Regions from separate parts of the Homo sapiens genome. Here region 2 is linked to region 1. Evidence: chromatin loops called from intact Hi-C (ENCODE). Cell type or tissue: dorsolateral prefrontal cortex. All regions are shown on one strand. Links, peaks and the distances in the headings refer to the core of each region. The heading gives the core; the rest is flanking DNA.

Region 1 (8,527 bases), core at 2,366-7,365:
GTACCGCACTCCACACACACGCACACACACACCCCCCCACACACAACACAAAGACACATATGCCACACATCTGCCCGATGACACACACACACACACACACACCACATACACAACACAGACACATATACCACATACCCCTAACCACACACACACAACACAAACACACATATATCACACAACTCCCAACCATACACACAAACACAAACCACATAACACACACACACCATACACATACCACCACATATACCACCTTCTACACACACACACCACACATATATTCACATACATGCATATACCACATACCACACACACATACCACACCACATACCACACACACACAAATATAAACCACAGACACACACATCACACACACACACCATGCACCACCCATACCACATACAGGCAGACACGTCCCAACCCACCATTTATACAACTGCAGCTATTGCAGCACTTTGGGGTCAGCGCCTAATTTTGTCAACTAAGGTATAATTAGACAAAGTTTTCAAAGGCGTAATTTTCTAGCAAGGTGCACTTCAAATGCACCCTGGGGAGTAGTGTAATTTTGTTTTTCTAAGACAGAACACCCATTCTTCACAGCTTCTCTGCCTTGGGAAGAGAGAGCAGGTTGGTGGAGGAGTTTAGCAGATTTATTGCCATGAACATAGTGTTTGAGACAGAAGGCAAGCTGTCATAGCCTGACATGCAGGAAACTTGGGATAAATATTTCTGTTGACTCTCCATGGATTCGTTATCCTCACATGCCCTGGTTCAGGGGTTCTCCTGTTGGCGTGAACTCAGTCAAAGGATTAGTTCTTGTCCCGAAGGAATTAATGGGGGTGGTGGCATGGGGTGGGGGAGAGGGAAGAAGGGGGAGGGCATTCATGAAAATCACTGGAAAGTAAATCAGAGGTGGAATGGTGAGGTAACAGTCACGTATTCACGATTACCCTCTCTTCCAAAAACAGACCAACCGGGCATTGAAAAACATAAATAACAGGTTACTATATTTGAAAGAATAGCTCATAATAGCTGACATTTATACACTGGATACATTGCTAAGCATGTAGCACATATTCATTTAGCAAATTTTATTAAAAACGTGCTATGTGTCAGGTTTGGTCAAAACTCTCATAGCACTTACATTCTTGGGGAAAGGGAAGAAAGGCAACGGTTCACGCGATGAAAGGAAACTCTCTGTAATGTTGTGATCAATGCTAGGACGCTCACAGCCCACAGGACGAATTCCAATATTGGCAGCGAGCACGCGACCCACCCCCAGGCTTGGGGCTATCCTGGTCTGGTCTCCACTGTGCCCTTCACGGCCCCACACTGCAGTGGGGGGCTGCCTACCTGCATGTCATAGACCATGTTTGCTTGTACCCCAGGGGCTTGGATCATCTGGTTCCCATTTTCCTGTAGGAGATTCTCTTTCCCCTCCTTCATTCCCCTTCCTCTCAGTTTCAGTCCCTCCTCCACTGCATCTCCTGCCTGCCCTCGGCCACCTCCAGCCATGCAGTAGCTGGGTCCATCCTTGCTGCCCCCCATCGTGCTGTGCTCTCCTCTCTTGTGACACATCTCTCCTTTTATCCCCCGGCCAGCCTTCCACTGTCTGAACCGCTCAATACCGGAAACACCCTGTCCCCGACCGATCTCAGAATTGCAAAAACATGTTCTTTAGACTTCGCCTCATTTAGGATGCTCTGGCTCACGGCAACCTGCTGTGTGGCAGGTGGTCCTGGGCACCGAGCTGGCCAAGCCAGAGGCGCAGAGGCAGAAAGCTGTTGAGGTTATTTCTACTCCCCTTTCTCTACTGGGCCCTAGCTTCTTGCTACACTAAAGCTTGCACGCTCATTCTCAAGAGCTCGCCCCCCACTGATACCTCCCTGGGGCTTTGGCCTTCTCTTGCTCCTGGATCTCAGCTTAGCTCCTGACATGCCTGCGCTCACACATGCTAACATGGGCCTGTGACATTGCTGTTACTCCCGTGGAGGCTGGGTCACTCTTGCTTTTCTAGGTCTTCCTTTGCCCCAGCTGAGACTTAGCCACAGTCATATTCAATAACAATTCTGTTCTCCTTGTGCAGAATGATGGCAGCTTTAGAAAATAGATGAAATGGTTCATGTAATGATGGCCTAAGGGTTTGGCCATCATTTGGATTCCTCTGTTTGTCAGGAGACTGGGGTATCTGGAGGGCTCAAAGCTCTGTAATGTGATGCAATTATTGGTTTATTTGTCTGGTCCTTCCACTGGCTAAGACTCTTTTTCTGAGAAAGCAAACAGAATTTTAGCTCCAGAATATGAGCACCTGGGCTAGTACTTTGGTAGGTGCTCCCTGAATATTTATAGACTAAATCGCTATTTGGATAATCTGAAATTTACACTGTGAATTCTGTAAAATTAAGGTCCATTTCCTATCTCTAAATCCCTAGCGTATTTGCCAACCATCCACTGAGTATTTAACATGTGCCAGACCCTGCACTGGCACTGAGGATGGAGAGATGTATGAGACAAGCAGGAAGACCTCGGATGGGGCAGAGGCCCATATGCAGGTATCAGAAGAGAACCTAACACCAACACGGGTAACAGCAATGCGGAGGAGGAGGCTGTTCACTCCTCTCTGAAGTGGTTAAGAAAGGACTCATAAGATCCCTGGGTATTTTTTTTGAAATAGAGGTGGGAGAAAGAGCTTCGGCTCTGAACCTGGATGCTATTGATGTGGTGCTTGCTGTGATTATTCTTATAGATAGCATGGATTGAGTCCTGATGGTGTGCTTGGTACAAAGCTGAGTGCTCTCTAAGATCATCTCATTTATTCTACTGTAAGGCAGGCTGCTATATAAGGCAGACTCTAATCATCCCCATTTTGCTGGGGATAAGTGAGGTTAAGTTATTTATTCATGTCACGGGCAGTAAGTGGTAGAAGAAGAAGCTTTTCATTATTCCAATTTGGTGACCTTGAATCTCATGGTCTCTACAAAGCCTTCCCTAACGATTGCACATCTTCGGGAATTCTCCTTTCCTTGAATTATCATGGTACTCTGAAACTTTTGCTACACACCATCTTTTCCATCATTGCACATTAGTCATGCTTCTCTAATAGCTTAGTGGTGGCTAGTCCTACTACCTAATCTGTTAATAATTTTTTTTTTAAATGAAGGAAGCAAAGTCACCTACAGGTGAGCACTGGCACAAAACACAGTAGTGTTCTAGTCCCTTGCACATTTTCCTCTCAGCTTGTTCACCGCAGTAGCTGTCATGAATATTATTTCAATCAGGTATCCTGACACACGTGTGTTCCTCCATTGTGATTTTGGACAAGTTATATGACTTCTGTAAGATTTTATTTAGTTGTCTGTACAAAAAGGATACTCTCTTCCTTTGGGGTGACTTGGGAATTACTGGATATGGTGCACATGAAAGCAATCAGCTTTAATTTCCTGACTTTTTTCCCTTGAGATAATATGTAAAGCTGAGTGTTGCTTCCAATAATAGGGGAAATGATCTAGTATTCCATTTATATGGCAGAATGTTGATTTGGGAATGTAATTAGACTTAGATCAAGAAATCAAGGTCAACCAGGCAGGGTGGCTCACACCTGTAACCCCAGCACTTTGGGAGGCAGAAGTGGGAAGATCGCTTGAGTTCAGGGGTTCAACACCAGCCTGGGAAGCATAATATAGACTCTATCTTTCCAAAAAAAAAAAAAGAAAAGAAAAGAATATTAGTTACACTTGGTGGCATGTGCCTATAGTCCCAGCTACTTGGGAGGCTGAGGCTGAGGCAGGAAGATTGCTTGAGCGTGGGAGGTCAAGGCTGTAGTGTGCTGTGATGACACTACCTGTATTAGGGTTCTCTAGAGGGAAGAACTAATGGGATAGATATGTAAAGGGGAGTTTATTAGGTATTAACTCACACGATCACAAGGTCCCACGATAGGCCGTCTGCAGGCTGAGGAGCAAGGAGAGCCAGTCGAAGCTCCAAAACTGAAGAACTTGGAGTCCAATGTTTGAGGGCAGGAAGCATCCAGCAGGGGAGAAAGATGTAGGCTAGGAGGCTAGGCCAGTCTCTCTTTTCACATTTTTCTGCCTGCTTATATTCTAGCCTCACTGGCAGCTGATTCGATTGTGCTCACCCAGGTTAAGGTTGGATCTGCCTTTCCCAGACCACTAACTCCAATGTTAATCTCTTTGGGCAACATCCTCACAGACACACCCAGGATCAATACTTTGTATCCTTCAATCCAATCAAGTTGACACTCAGTGTTAACCATCACACGTCCGTCTGCACTCCAGCCTGGGTGACAGAGACCCTGTCTCAAAAAGACCAAAATCAAAACACCCACACAGAAAAAGAGGGCTCAATTCCGAACTTTAGCTCCTATTAGCTCTGCAGTTTGGGACATGTAATTTATCTCTCTGTACTTTTCACCCTTTTATTCATAAAACATTTATTAAGCAATTCTTATTTTCAGAACCCCTAGAGCAATCAACAGACAGACAGAGCCCTGCTTCATGGAGCGTCTGCTCTCTCCTGGAGCTCACACGCTGAAACAGACAGGATGCAACACCTCAGGGTTGTTGGAGAACCAGGTAAAGCACTATGAAAACAAAGATGTATTTTATAAATATAATTAATAGAAAGAACACAGTATTTGGAGTCAAAGGACTTGGACTTGAAACCTGGTTTTATTCTTCCTGAGCTAGTGGCTTTGGAGTGAATGCAGGCCACTGGCTTTAATTTCTTTATCTGTTAAATGGAACAATATTCCCCTCGTCACAGCATGGTAGGACAGTTAAATGCAATGTCTGTGAAAGCATTTTATGAATAGGAAAACAATCTGTGAATATCAGTCATTTGTTAATTATTAGTCATTTAAAATGAAGCATAAGGAAATCTCTTATCTCAGAAATTAAAATATGTCTGCAATCAACAATTGCTCAGAGGATTGTCACATTGATAATTGATAAAGCATGTTAGGAAACTGGTAAGCATTGGTTAAAAGGTCCGGAGATGCCCACCAGAGTAGGCTGCCTGCAGAGCCAACAGAAGTTGGCTTAGTGATAAGCGATCTCTGGATGATACTGACCCATGGGGTCACTCCAAGCCCATTGCTGTAGCTCTGGCCTTCCTAAGAATGCTCCTGATGCTTAGTGCATTTCTCACTATCGGGAGAAGGACAGTCCAACAGTGTCCACAGAGAATCTCAGGCTAGAAGTCTGTTCTTCAGTAGAAGGTGAGAAATTTGCGTAAGGCACCTCTTTTGTTTTGTTTCAGTTACCCACGAGCTTGATTAGTGTGGCTCACCCTCTAGTGCCTCCTGATTTAGGGAGAAAATAAACTTCTCAGCTACCCAAAGCCGAGGGTGAACTGCCTGCCCTGGGTCCTGCCTGCACAGGCCGTCTAGCACCGTCTCCTGACGACCTCAGAGGGCTGCCCCAGGGGGCAGCAGAGACCACTGGCAGGGCTGAAACAGGGTCCTTGTCTGAGGAGACAATGGCTCATTGTGCACAGTGACCTGCTGTATTCTAGGCACTGTGACTGGCCAGGAGTGAGTGGTCATTGTGCATACGGTATACAGACACATAACAAAATTCATCTTTACAACACACTGGGAGGCGGGCAGTTGCAGATCCTGAGTGAGAGAACCAAGGGACTTGCATGAAGTGGAACGATTGAGTGTAATGTGTGTCTTTTTCCATGCACAGCCCTTGCTTTAGGTGTTATCTCAGGCAGGATGTTCAAGGAACGGAGGGATACATGAGGGAGAAAGACAGGAAGGAGCCCCCAGCCCCCAAGAGTAAACCAAGGCCCCAAGGCACTGCGCTAAGTGCCACCAGAGAGGCAGATGTCAAAGGTCAGAGAAACAAAGGTCACACCTAGCCAAGGACATCAGTTCAGGCTTTCTGGGGGAAGGAGCATCTTGAGGAACAAGACTACGTCAGGTGGAAAAGCAGATGACTGAACAGGCATTCCAGGAGAAGGAATGGTGTGAGCGGCGCCATCCTGGAAAGCTGAAACCCCAAGGTGAGATTTTACTGAGAATCTGAGAACACTTGTGTCTATTTCTTTTGAGGGACATATTCTAAAACTGCAAGGTGGATAGGAAAATAGAGCCAGCAGGAAATTAACGCAGTAATAGCAGCATACTGGCCCTGAGCAAAATGAGAGCACAGCTATCTTCTGAAGAGCTGAACCATGTCAATTCACCTGGTGCCTAGGGCACTTCTGACTTTGGAAATCCTGTTGACATTGATCAAGCTGAACCAGCCTAGCCTGAACATGATGACAGCCACTACTCAGCCTGTGCTCTTCTCAGCCTGGACTGGAGCTGCACGAGCTCTGCCTGACCACTTCACGTGGTCTCTGGGAAAGTCAGATCCGAAGGAAAGAAGGCCACAGGGGGCCCAGAGAGAAGAAGGTGAACTTTAGGCCCTGGCTGGATCCGATTCGGAGTTGAACAGATTAAGTTCCAAGATTAGAACCAGACTGTCCTGACTGTACAGGTGTAGGGAAGTCACCTTAAGCTTTGCATGTTAAATTGCAGTCTCTTTATCTCTAAAATGGAGATGATGATTCTGCCTTCAAGGTTTGATGTCAGGATAAGAGGAAGTAACACAGGAAAAACAACTAGCAAGGGGCCTAGTCAATGGGAGGTGCTGGAAAACATTAGTTTCCATTGCCACTGTGGAATAGTTAGAATGAGGCAATCATATAGAAAAATAATTAGACTCTTTCCTATCCTCAAAATACTCAAGTTCTCTGAAAATGCAATGTGATTATTTTTAATCAGCTGATTGGGATCCAGGATGACTTCATAGTCTTGTGAACCTAATTGAAACACATCCAGCTCTTATTGCTGTGAATTGGAGAACTGCAGGCTGCTCTGAACTCACAGTGACCCCTGTACAAATGACCATTTCATCAACTGCCTGGGGAGGAGGTTCAGAGGCATGAAAGGGAGACACGGGCAAGGACATAAGCTCATTTCCTTCTGGGGCTTGAGGAGTTCGTCAACAACATTTTAGTGATTCAGTAATGAGTTGCTGGTTCCCTAGAGGCGAAACAGGTCTCATGCTTCCCTAGGGAGGCATGAGACTACCAGAAGATAGTTTCCTATCTCGTACATCATCTCTTGATTTTACCATCTGACCTGTTCAGTTTATCTTTGTATGGTTTCCAGCTCCTAATTGCATACCCTGGCATGACCCAGCCACCTCCATTGAGCCCTTCATGGCACATGACTGTACCTTCCGGCTGTTTTCAGGCTGGTGAGAGAGACCCTTTCATATTTATCCTCTTGGTAGCACAGTCTTCTCTGCAGCTGAAGATAGAAGCCAGGGTAGTGATTCTAAGTGACACTTCAGATGTCACTCTTCAGCTACCTGAGATGAAAAATTGGGATTCCTGTTTCATACAAAAGGAGCTTGAAATTGTACCCAGGGTATGGGAAGATGCCAAGATGGTGGCAGCTACTGAATGCTGGGATCTTATAAATAAATAGAGGCTCAGAGAAGTTTCAATGACGCAGCTGGTACGTCAGGGCCAGTCAGAGAGGGACTTAGGTCGGTGTGATCTCACATCCAGTGCCTCTTTGTTCATCTCAGACCCGCTTCTGAGGCCAAACCAGGGCAGTGACAGCAGGAAGGAAGGGGAGGAGTGGTTCCAGAATTCCTTGTGGTATGAGAGGCATGACGTGCCACACAACACGTCTCCTAATGCTGGGTGACTGTGAAAAAGCCTCTAACTATTTTATTGTAAACCCCAGCAAATGCCAGGGCAACCTAATGACTTGGATTCTCCACAAAGAGAAAGCTTTTGGCACTGAGACAAAGACCTTAAATCCTCCTAAAGTTAAAATGAGCCCTAAATTTGCATTTCAGCTCCCTTCTTTGATTCTTTAGTGGTTTAACTTTGAAATGAAACACAAATTTCTTGGGGGATTTTTCTAAACTGGTTGCAAAGACCAGATGACCAGCTTCCCCGGCTCCTGTGTGTTTAGACCCTGTCATCACAGCCTGTGTGTCCGTCCCAGTCCCACTGCAGGGACTCAGGCAAAAATAGTAAGTGAGGTCAGACCTCAAAGGAAAAAAAAGCCCTTGTTATCTAAACAGAAGGAATCAAATCATCTTTTAAGTCTAAGGTTAAGAAATGCCTTACTCCTACTTGGATCTGTGTTTGTGGATGAATTACTTAATCTTTCATTCATTGGTACACGGGCTCAGAATGTCTTCTGCGAGCCGGATGCCAGGGAGGATGAGATGTGGGCCTGGACACAGCAGGTTTGCCGTGAGGCCAGTGGTGCTTGAGCTTCAGGGTACCTCACCACGCTCCTGGCCTCTTCCAAGGCAGAGGGGCCTTGGTGATGTGGCACACGGTCTTAGGATTTTGTAAAACACTTATATGTAACACTTAAACGTAAACACTCCCTCAAAAGACTTTAACTTCCATGAGACCTGAGCGCTCTCTGGTCCTTTCCCATGAGAAGCCTGGGTCTTGTGGGAGAGACATTCATTCAAACAAATGAATT
Region 2 (8,527 bases), core at 1,573-6,572, 250 kb after region 1:
CCACATTATGCTAGGCAATTTCATGTAAAGAATCATATTTAATCCTCACTGTGAGATGATGCTATTTTCACTTTCAGTTACAGAAAACAAGGCCCAGAGAAACAAACAATGTCCTCCATCTGGATTGTGCCTGCTGTAGGAACAGGAAGTAGGCTCTGCTCATGTCTGGGTATCCACTGCTTTCAGATCACAGACAATCAGTCACTGCTCCTCACACAGCTGCTAAGTGGTGTGATCAGGACTGAAACCCCAGTGCCTCTGACTTCAAAGCCTATGCTGCTCCACTGCACCACAGCATCCATTTCATCAAAGTCAGGAATTCCCCTGTTTTATCTTGAATCTCTATCAGCTGGCCCTGGGTGGTCGTTGTTCATGTTACTCATCATCTGTGTTATCAGTAGGAATGCTTCCGGTATTACAGAAAGGGGACCATGCGTCAGAAAATGGTTACAAAGTGGCAAAAACTGACCTGACTGGGGATGTAGTCAAAGGGCAGGAACGGAGGGTGGGACAGGTCAAGGAGGTGACCAGAAAGGCACTCACCAGGGGAGCAAAATATAAAGAGGCACCAAAACACTCAGCGGTCCTGATAAATAATATTTTAGTGCAATATTTTAAAAATCAGAATTTTTGTAAAAATATCCAATGGTGAAGAAAATATCAACATTGTAAGTAAAGATGGGATCGCACCCTGCCCTTGCCAAACTCACTCACTCACTTCATCGTCGTTACCTTACAGCCCTGAGAGGAGGCAGAAGCCATAAAGAATGAGACCAGAGGAAAAAACCTCTCCTACTCCCATTTCTCCAGGTTTCTAGGAACAGGAATGAGGGAGAAGCAAGGGAATTCTTATCTGCAGAGGTCAGATTTCAGAGAAGTGACCATGATCTCTAGGAAAAGCATAGAAGCTTACCCATGGAAAGATCAGGAATCAGGAGACCTGTGTTCTGGTCTGGGCACCAGCACTAACTCACTGTGTGATTTGGGGCTAGCCCTTTTCTTTGGGCCTCAATGTACTCATTTTTAAAATGGGAGCTTTGAATTGAGTGCTTTCTGGGGTCCTTTCCAACTCAGACATTCTACAAGGCTATGGACTAGCAGATTCCAGGGAGAATACTCTGTCCTTTACTCTATGTGGAAGTGCAGAATTCCAGAGAAAACTTCAGTGGGTCAAATATGGACATCTTCTGTCTATTAGCTTTCCTTGCCTCTTTTCTCTTTCGTTTAGTGGTCAGTGGGCCACAAGAAGAGGCTAGTGGTCAGTTTCCACTGGTCCCTAGAAGTCAGGTCCCATGGAAGTTTGAAGTACTTAGCTTCTTGTAACTCTAGAACATCAGAGCTGACAGTACAACATTGGCCAGCTACGTCATAAGTCAGTTTGTACTAAAGATAATAACTACTGCAATTAGCTGGGTATGGTGGCACATACCTCTAGTCTTAGCTACTTGAGAGGCTGAGGTGAGAGGATTACCCGATCCTGGGAGGTCAAGGCTGCAGGGAGCCATGATCTTGCCACTGCACTACAGCCGGGGTGATAGAGTGAGACCCTGTGTCAAAAAAATCAATCAAACAGACACACAAAGATAATAGCTGCTGTGTATGGATATGTAATTATGTAATAATAGCTGAGAGGCTGTATATAATAATGGTCTACTCCTGCACACAGCTGCTGGTATAGTGTTCTGTTTCTGCCTCTTCCCAGATGCATTGGTCAGGGGGCCGCCAAGATGCAGAGCCCACAGACTATTTCAATCATCAGAGAGAATTTAATAGGAATTATTGTTAAAGAGGTATAAAGTTGTTAATTAGGTAACTGAAAGTGTAAGAAGAAATCTCAAAGGTATCACAGAGGTAGCAACTGCAGGACACATGACAGCCCCTACGACTGAGGGAACAAAATGAGTGTGAGTTGGTTAAATCTTTGAACCTTAGTAGAGGGCCCCTTGGAACAAAAACAGAGACCTCTGAGAAGACGGCTGGCCGGCTGGTGTTGCTTTGGGGGCATACGATTGAGCTTGTCCTGCAAGTGGTGAAAAAAACTGTAAAGTGGGTTCAGCTACTGCAGCTGGAAAAAATTGCTCCTGGCAGGGAGAACAAGCATTAATGGGGGAATAGCACATGCATGGAAAGTGAGGCAAGCAACAAACAGAAAGGGCCACGTCCCTCCAGCCTTGTAGAGCATAATGGGAATCCAGTTGGCAAGGCAAAAATGTGCTTTTCTGAACCTCGTCCCCAGCTCCACAAAGCAGCGTACAGAAGGGTGGGTTTAGAGCTGAGAGTCCATAACTTAATAACTGGCACACTAGCTACTTGACCTTAAGCAAATCACCTGACCTTTCTGTGCATGCATTTACTCATCTGTGAAAAACGAATACTAATGAACTCTTCTGAATAGGGTTGTTATCAAGGTTAAATTAGTTAATATACAGAAGTGCTTAGAACAGTTTCTTCAGTGCCCAATAAGCTAGTAGGCACTTATGTTAAAATAAGTGCCCAATAACATTTACCTGTGTGTTAATTTTAATGTGTCAACTTGACTGGGCTAAGAACTGCCCAGATAGCTGGGCAGGTAAAACATTACTGCTGGGTGTGTCTGTGAGGGTATTTCCAGAAGAGGTCAGCATTTGAATCAGTAGACTGAGTGAAGAAGACCCACTCTCACCAGTGTAGGTTGGTACCAGCTAACGTGTTGAGGACCTTAACAAAACAAAAAGGCAGAAGAAAGGTCAGTTCACTGTGTGTGAGTTGGGACAGTCATCTCTTCCCATCCTCAGACTTTGGCACTTCTGGTTCTCGGCCTTCTTATCTGAACTAAATTACATCACCATCTTTCTTGGTTCTCCAGCTTGCAGATGGCAGATGGTGGGACTTCTTGGCCTTCATAATTGTGTGAACCAATTCCCATTATAAATATGACATGTCTGTGTGTATACATACATATATATAGACACATATATATAATGAATGTGTGTATTCATACGTATATACACATACACACACACATATATGTGTGTGTATGTGTGTGTGTATATATGTGTGTGTGTGTATGTATATGTATATATACACACATACATATGTGCCTTCTATTGGTTCTGTTTCTCTGGATAACCCTGAATTATGCAATCTGGTATTATTATACAAAGGAAAGAGGAAAGAGCAAATATGTCTGCCTTGCCCAAGGCATTAGATTCACATTTTCCTTACATTTTGTGGCTTAATTTCCAGAGTACTTCTCAGAAGTGAATGTCAACTTCCTGATGTTTATACTCAAGGAGAATGAGGTTTGGAGATCTGAGTAGTTTACTGAAGGCACTCACATTGAAAGATTTTATGAAGCTGAAATTCAAATCTAGATGTGCCCCATCCAAAGACCACCCTCTTTATACAGCAACATGCTGCTTCCCCTGGATCAAGAAACACAAGGTAATTATCATCTTATTGTACCACTCACTCATGAAGAGTTAAGCTAGACTTTACTGTCCTTAAGCCTCAGATAATTCACCTGTAAAATTAGAATAAAACACTTGTTTGGAACACTTGATCCAACGTTATAAAAATAGCATGATCGATCTCAATGGCAAGTCCAGCAAGATAAAATAGTAAGGGGAGAACACAAAGTCCTCTACGGTAAGGTCTGCTCTAACACAACATATGTGTTTCTATAAATTACAGCACTGCGGGAAAGTATGCCAGAAAAAACACAAGACTTATGGAAAAAATGGGGTTACAACACTAAAAAACTTGATCAATGACACACAATCACAAAGAAAGTCATCTAATAAAAACAGTAGTGGAGTTGTGCGCGTGTTAAATGGTTAAGATATACTTAGATACCAGAATAAACATGGCATTTTCCTTGCAGAAGACCTGGAGTTTGCTTGTGGAAGTGGGTGCCAGCAGGGGGCAGCTTGGGAGTCCCTGTGAAGTGGAGACTGGGGTTGATCAGAAATCAGAGAGAAAGTTCTAAAACCAGATGTGAATGGGTGTGGCTCATAACACACCCAGTGATCTGCGGTAGCCGGTAGAGGCATGGAGGTGTGTGTGTGTTTTGCATATTCCTAGGAACCCCGGGGTCAGCCGTATGCAGTTTCTAGCAGATGAAATAATTCATTGCAAAGATATATTTACATTGTGCTCAAACTGTTTCCTAATATACTGATTACACCGAAAGAAGTGCAGAGTTTCAAAACAAATGTTACAGCAAAACTGACTGTTTTTGGGTCCAAAAACTTAGCCAGAAAAATACACAATGAAAGAGACATGAGTTAACAGCCATGTGGGTTAGGACGTCCTCTGTGTTGGCAATTGGCAGAGTGTGGAACCAGTGTACTGGGTTAATGAAAACCGAGATTGCACTGAGAACATATATCGTATGACAACAGCAGCAATAATAATAATAAAGAAATTTACAGACAGGGATCTGGGTGAAGATTATGCTAATTAATTAAACACACAGTTAGAGAGAATCTCTTCTGTCCTAGGCAGAGCCGGCACCTTCTCCGGAGGAGAGCCTGATCTGCCGACATGACTGACCATAGAAAACATTGGCTGTATCTTAGGGATTATGGATGCCATTACCTCCACTGTGAGGAAGGTGCTATGGGGATTAGCTATGACAATTCTCCTGGACACTTCCTAGAGCAGGTCAGGGGCTGGACTGAGACCAGGGTTTAAGGCAGTTAGATCCTGACCGAAAGTATTTTCCACTGGACAATGCTGCTACTTCCCTATGTCTTCTGATGGGAGAATCTGTATCTTCATTGCTCTGGTAACTCAGTAAGTCGTCAATGCTAAGTTCTCTTTAAGTGACTAACTAGGCCAGACTCACTTGGGCAGAGTGACATTAATTAGTCACAGCATGGTCGGTGTATAGATACTTTGGACTAGAACCAACATCTGTCGAAATAATGATGTTAAAACTAAGCGTTTGTTCTGCAGAGGTTCTGCCCTCCCTCCTGCCCCTCCCCCATAGATGCATTCCCTCCATCTTTGTACGTGCAGGGCCTCATTCTTCATATCACAATGTCGGGTAATTGTTGTAGGTTCAACTGCCTGTCTCCCTCCCTAACCGAGAGTTCCCAGGGAGCAGAGACTGGGCTTTATTCATTTCAGCACCACAGGGATCTAGCGTGGGGTTTACACATAAAAGATGCTTATGATGTCAGCTCCATGAGAACAGAGACCATGTGCTCATGTCAGCCCTTGGTGTCTAAGCCAGTGTCTGGCATCAAGCAGACGTGCAGCAAATATTTGTTGGCTGAAAGCATGATCCTTAATGAAAGGTCATTTCCATTACATCAGTTAATTAAATAAAAATATATCTGTTCAAAATTATGTGGTCAATGAAAAAAAAGTCCAAGGGCTCTTTAATGATGTGGGAAAATGTTCAGAGTATAATGCTGAGTTAAAAACAAAAAACAAAACAGGCCAAACATTGTGTGGCTCACTGCTGTGATCCCAGCACTTTGGGAGGCTGAGGTGGGCAGATCACCTGAGATCAGGAGTTTGAGGCCACCCTGGCCAACATGGTGAAGCCCCGTCTCTAACTAACTAAAAATACAAAAAAAAAAAAAAAAAATTGCCAGGCATGGTGGTGTGCACCTGTAGTCCCAGCTACCTAGGAGGCTGAGACAGGAGAATCACTTGAACCTGGGAGGCGGAGGTTGCAGCGATCCGAGATTGCACCATTACACTCCAGCCTGGGCAACAACAGGGAACCTCCATCTCAAACAAACAAACAACAATAGCAACAACAAAAATAACAGGCTGAAAATATGTAGATTCAGAATGATACTCATCATGTTAAAGAAATGCCCTCTGGTTTACATGGTTGTCTCTGGGTTCTGAGATTTGGGGTGACATTTACTCTCATCATTGTACCTTTAGGTCACTTTACAGATTATTTAAAATAAGCCTGCATTACTTTAAAAATGGGGAAGAAAATGTTTTAAGAGCAAATAATTTCATCAGGTGCTTTAGTTGGTATGTTTGTTCAGTGTAATTTAAGGGATAGGATGACTTCTGGGAAGGGAACATTTCACAAAATTGTTTTCTTTGCCTTCAGAAGGCCAAATTTTCTATCAGTTTGATGATTCTGGTAATTCGCACATTAACTGGTGGCCTCCTTAGCGGGTGGTGCCCTGAGGAAGAGCATCTTTATTTCTGGGTTTCTATCACAGAGGCAAGAAGGAATCCAGGAACAGAAGGGCCTTCCAGCCTTGTTTTATATTGCTTTATTTATTTTAATTGTGTGACTTTGCTCTAAACTGTGCTGGGGGGTGGTATAAAATTAAAATACACTCACATTGACTAAATCATTGACTGGCAATAATTTCCAGAGATTTGTTTGTTTCTGTTTTTTTTTTAAACTCTGAATTCTATGTTCTATGGAAAGCATTAGTTTCATACCTTTATTTTCATTTCATTATAATGTATGCCATTTTAAAATAGAAAAGAAAAAGAAAACCATCTCTATGAATATAAATCCTATTCCTAATAATAGATATAATCACTCAACATAATAGACCAGAGGTCAGCATAATACTCACCACAGGCCAAATCTGGCCCATAGCCTGCCTTTATATGACCTATTAGCTAAGGCTAGACTATTAGCCAAGACTGTTTTTTCATGGTTTTAAATGACTGAAAACAAATTTTTTAAAAAATAAGGTTTCATGACGTGGGAATTACATGAAATTCAAATTTCAGTGTTGATAAATAAAGTTTTATTGGAACACAGCCATGCCCATTTGTTTGCATATTGTCATACAGCTGGCTTTTGCTCTGCAACAGCAGAGTGGAGTAGTTTCTGTAGACACCAAATGGTTTGCAAGCCTGGAATATGTACTTCCTGGCCCTTTGTAGAAACAATTTGCGAACTCCTGTAATAGGCCTAGGTCAGTATTACAAGGAAAGTTGGAATAACTTCAACCTATATAAAGGCGAAGCTAGATCAGACTGAGAAACAGTCAGAATTCTGAACTAGAAGAAATTGGGAAGGCATACCACTGAGTCCCATTGTGACATGGTTCAGGCCTTCATCCTCTCATCTGGAATGACCCCAGCAGCCTGGGAACCTGTTCCAGCCTCTCATCTTGACACATGTACTGTATGCCTACAGTCCAATCCACCGCTTCCTGCCACCCTCACACAACTGTGGCAAGGTTATCTTTGTAAAGGGAAACTGTGGTTGTGTTACTTTCCTGCTTACAGTCTCCAGGGCCAATGGATAGTTTATGGTAGTGGTCCTAGCTCTGTGCTTTGAGGAGTTCTGGATTCCTTGGAGGAATGTGTAAGGTACAGAGATGGTGTGGGAGGGTTCGTTGAGTAAGCAGGTTGTGGATCTTTCTCTCTGTGCCCCCATTTCAACCAGAAAAGCTCTATTTCTGCTTTATTTGTGTATTATATTTAATTTGAAGAATGGATTCTGTTGTTTAACAAAATAGCTGGAAAGCCACTAGTGGGTCAAGTTGAAGCCTCTTGTCCTGTTCCTGTGTGATCTAGTGTGATAGACACAGTGCTAACCAAACTTTGTTGTTCCCTGTCATTTCCGAGTCTCCCTTGCAGGGAATGGCGTTATTGCCAACGAACGTTGAGTAGAAGTGACTCCCATCACTTCTGGGCTGAGAGAGCTGAGAACCAGTATACTGCCTCCATTTCTCCTTTACCTTGGTAACCTTGCAGGCTACTTGTCAGGATGTTGTATCTAAGAGTTGGCAGATCATGCAACAGCCCGGGTCCCTGAATGGCCATGTAGAACATGATCTCTACCCTGACCTATTTTAGACAGTACAATTAAATAAACAAGCAGACTTTTGTAGTAGAAAATCCCTGGAATTTGGGGTTTATTTATTACTAAAGAATAGCTTTGCATCTGGCCCTTGTTTATCTGTCATTTATTACTTGGTTGGCTGATGTGTTAGGTGGTTGGTTGCTTAATTAATTTAACAACAACAACACACATATATGAAGAGTCTAGTATGTATTATGCTAAGTAGTGAGAATATAAATATCTATCAGCTGTAGCTGCCAACCTCAAGGAGTTTATAGCTGAGTGACTTTCTTTCCATTGCTCACTACGTAAGCACTATCCTGCACAGACCCTGCATCTCCATCATTCTAAACTGTGTATCCCTGAACTCACCCAAACAATTCATTCATCCGTCCCTTTGCCTAAACTGTTTCTACTGTCTATGGACTGAGAAATCTCAGAATCTGAATAACTAATAGCACAACGTGGCTAAAACACACTCTAATAGTTCCTGTTGGTAACAGACCTGTTAAATCATTATGAAAGAAAGAAAACACAGAGCCCAGCAGAGTCAACTTAGCCTAAATCAATTCAATCAGTGTGTCACATGACCCAAGGAAGAGTGAAAACTGCCATCACTCATTCTGATGCCTTCATTTTATGGTGCAAAACATCCAGATGCTAAGAAACACATCTGGAGCTTTTCTGTTTGCGATGATGGGAATGTTCTACATCTGCTCTGTCAAACCTGCCAGCAACTAGCCACATGTGACTATC

The links. A loop is a pair of places that touch in the nucleus more often than their neighbours do. Peaks named below come from ENCODE experiments on the same cell type or tissue, not always from the same donor. Only the 100,000 strongest peaks of a DNase experiment are listed, where the experiment ranks them.
Region 2: it touches region 1 in a loop (2.4-fold over the local background); 2 of 110 quality-filtered maps call a loop at or near these places.

The regions. Positions count from the first base shown.
Region 1 is chr2:12,162,267-12,170,793 of GRCh38, forward strand. It overlaps MIR3681HG (MIR3681 host gene), which reads left to right. Exons shown (of 6, transcript NR_110196.1): 3 at 4,472-4,589. Among named protein-coding and RNA genes, the nearest start is that of MIR3681, 33 kb to the right of the region's middle. RefSeq lists an enhancer at 1,051-1,552. In dorsolateral prefrontal cortex, for the core only: a CTCF peak has its summit at 5,446; a DNase peak (open chromatin) is centred at 5,455; H3K27ac peaks cover 1,223 bases.
Region 2 is chr2:12,412,864-12,421,390 of GRCh38, forward strand. All of the region lies in intron 4 of MIR3681HG (MIR3681 host gene), which reads left to right. Among named protein-coding and RNA genes, the nearest start is that of MIR3681, 220 kb to the left of the region's middle. RefSeq lists an enhancer at 3-52. In dorsolateral prefrontal cortex, for the core only: a CTCF peak has its summit at 3,889 (motif pointing right); a DNase peak (open chromatin) is centred at 3,935.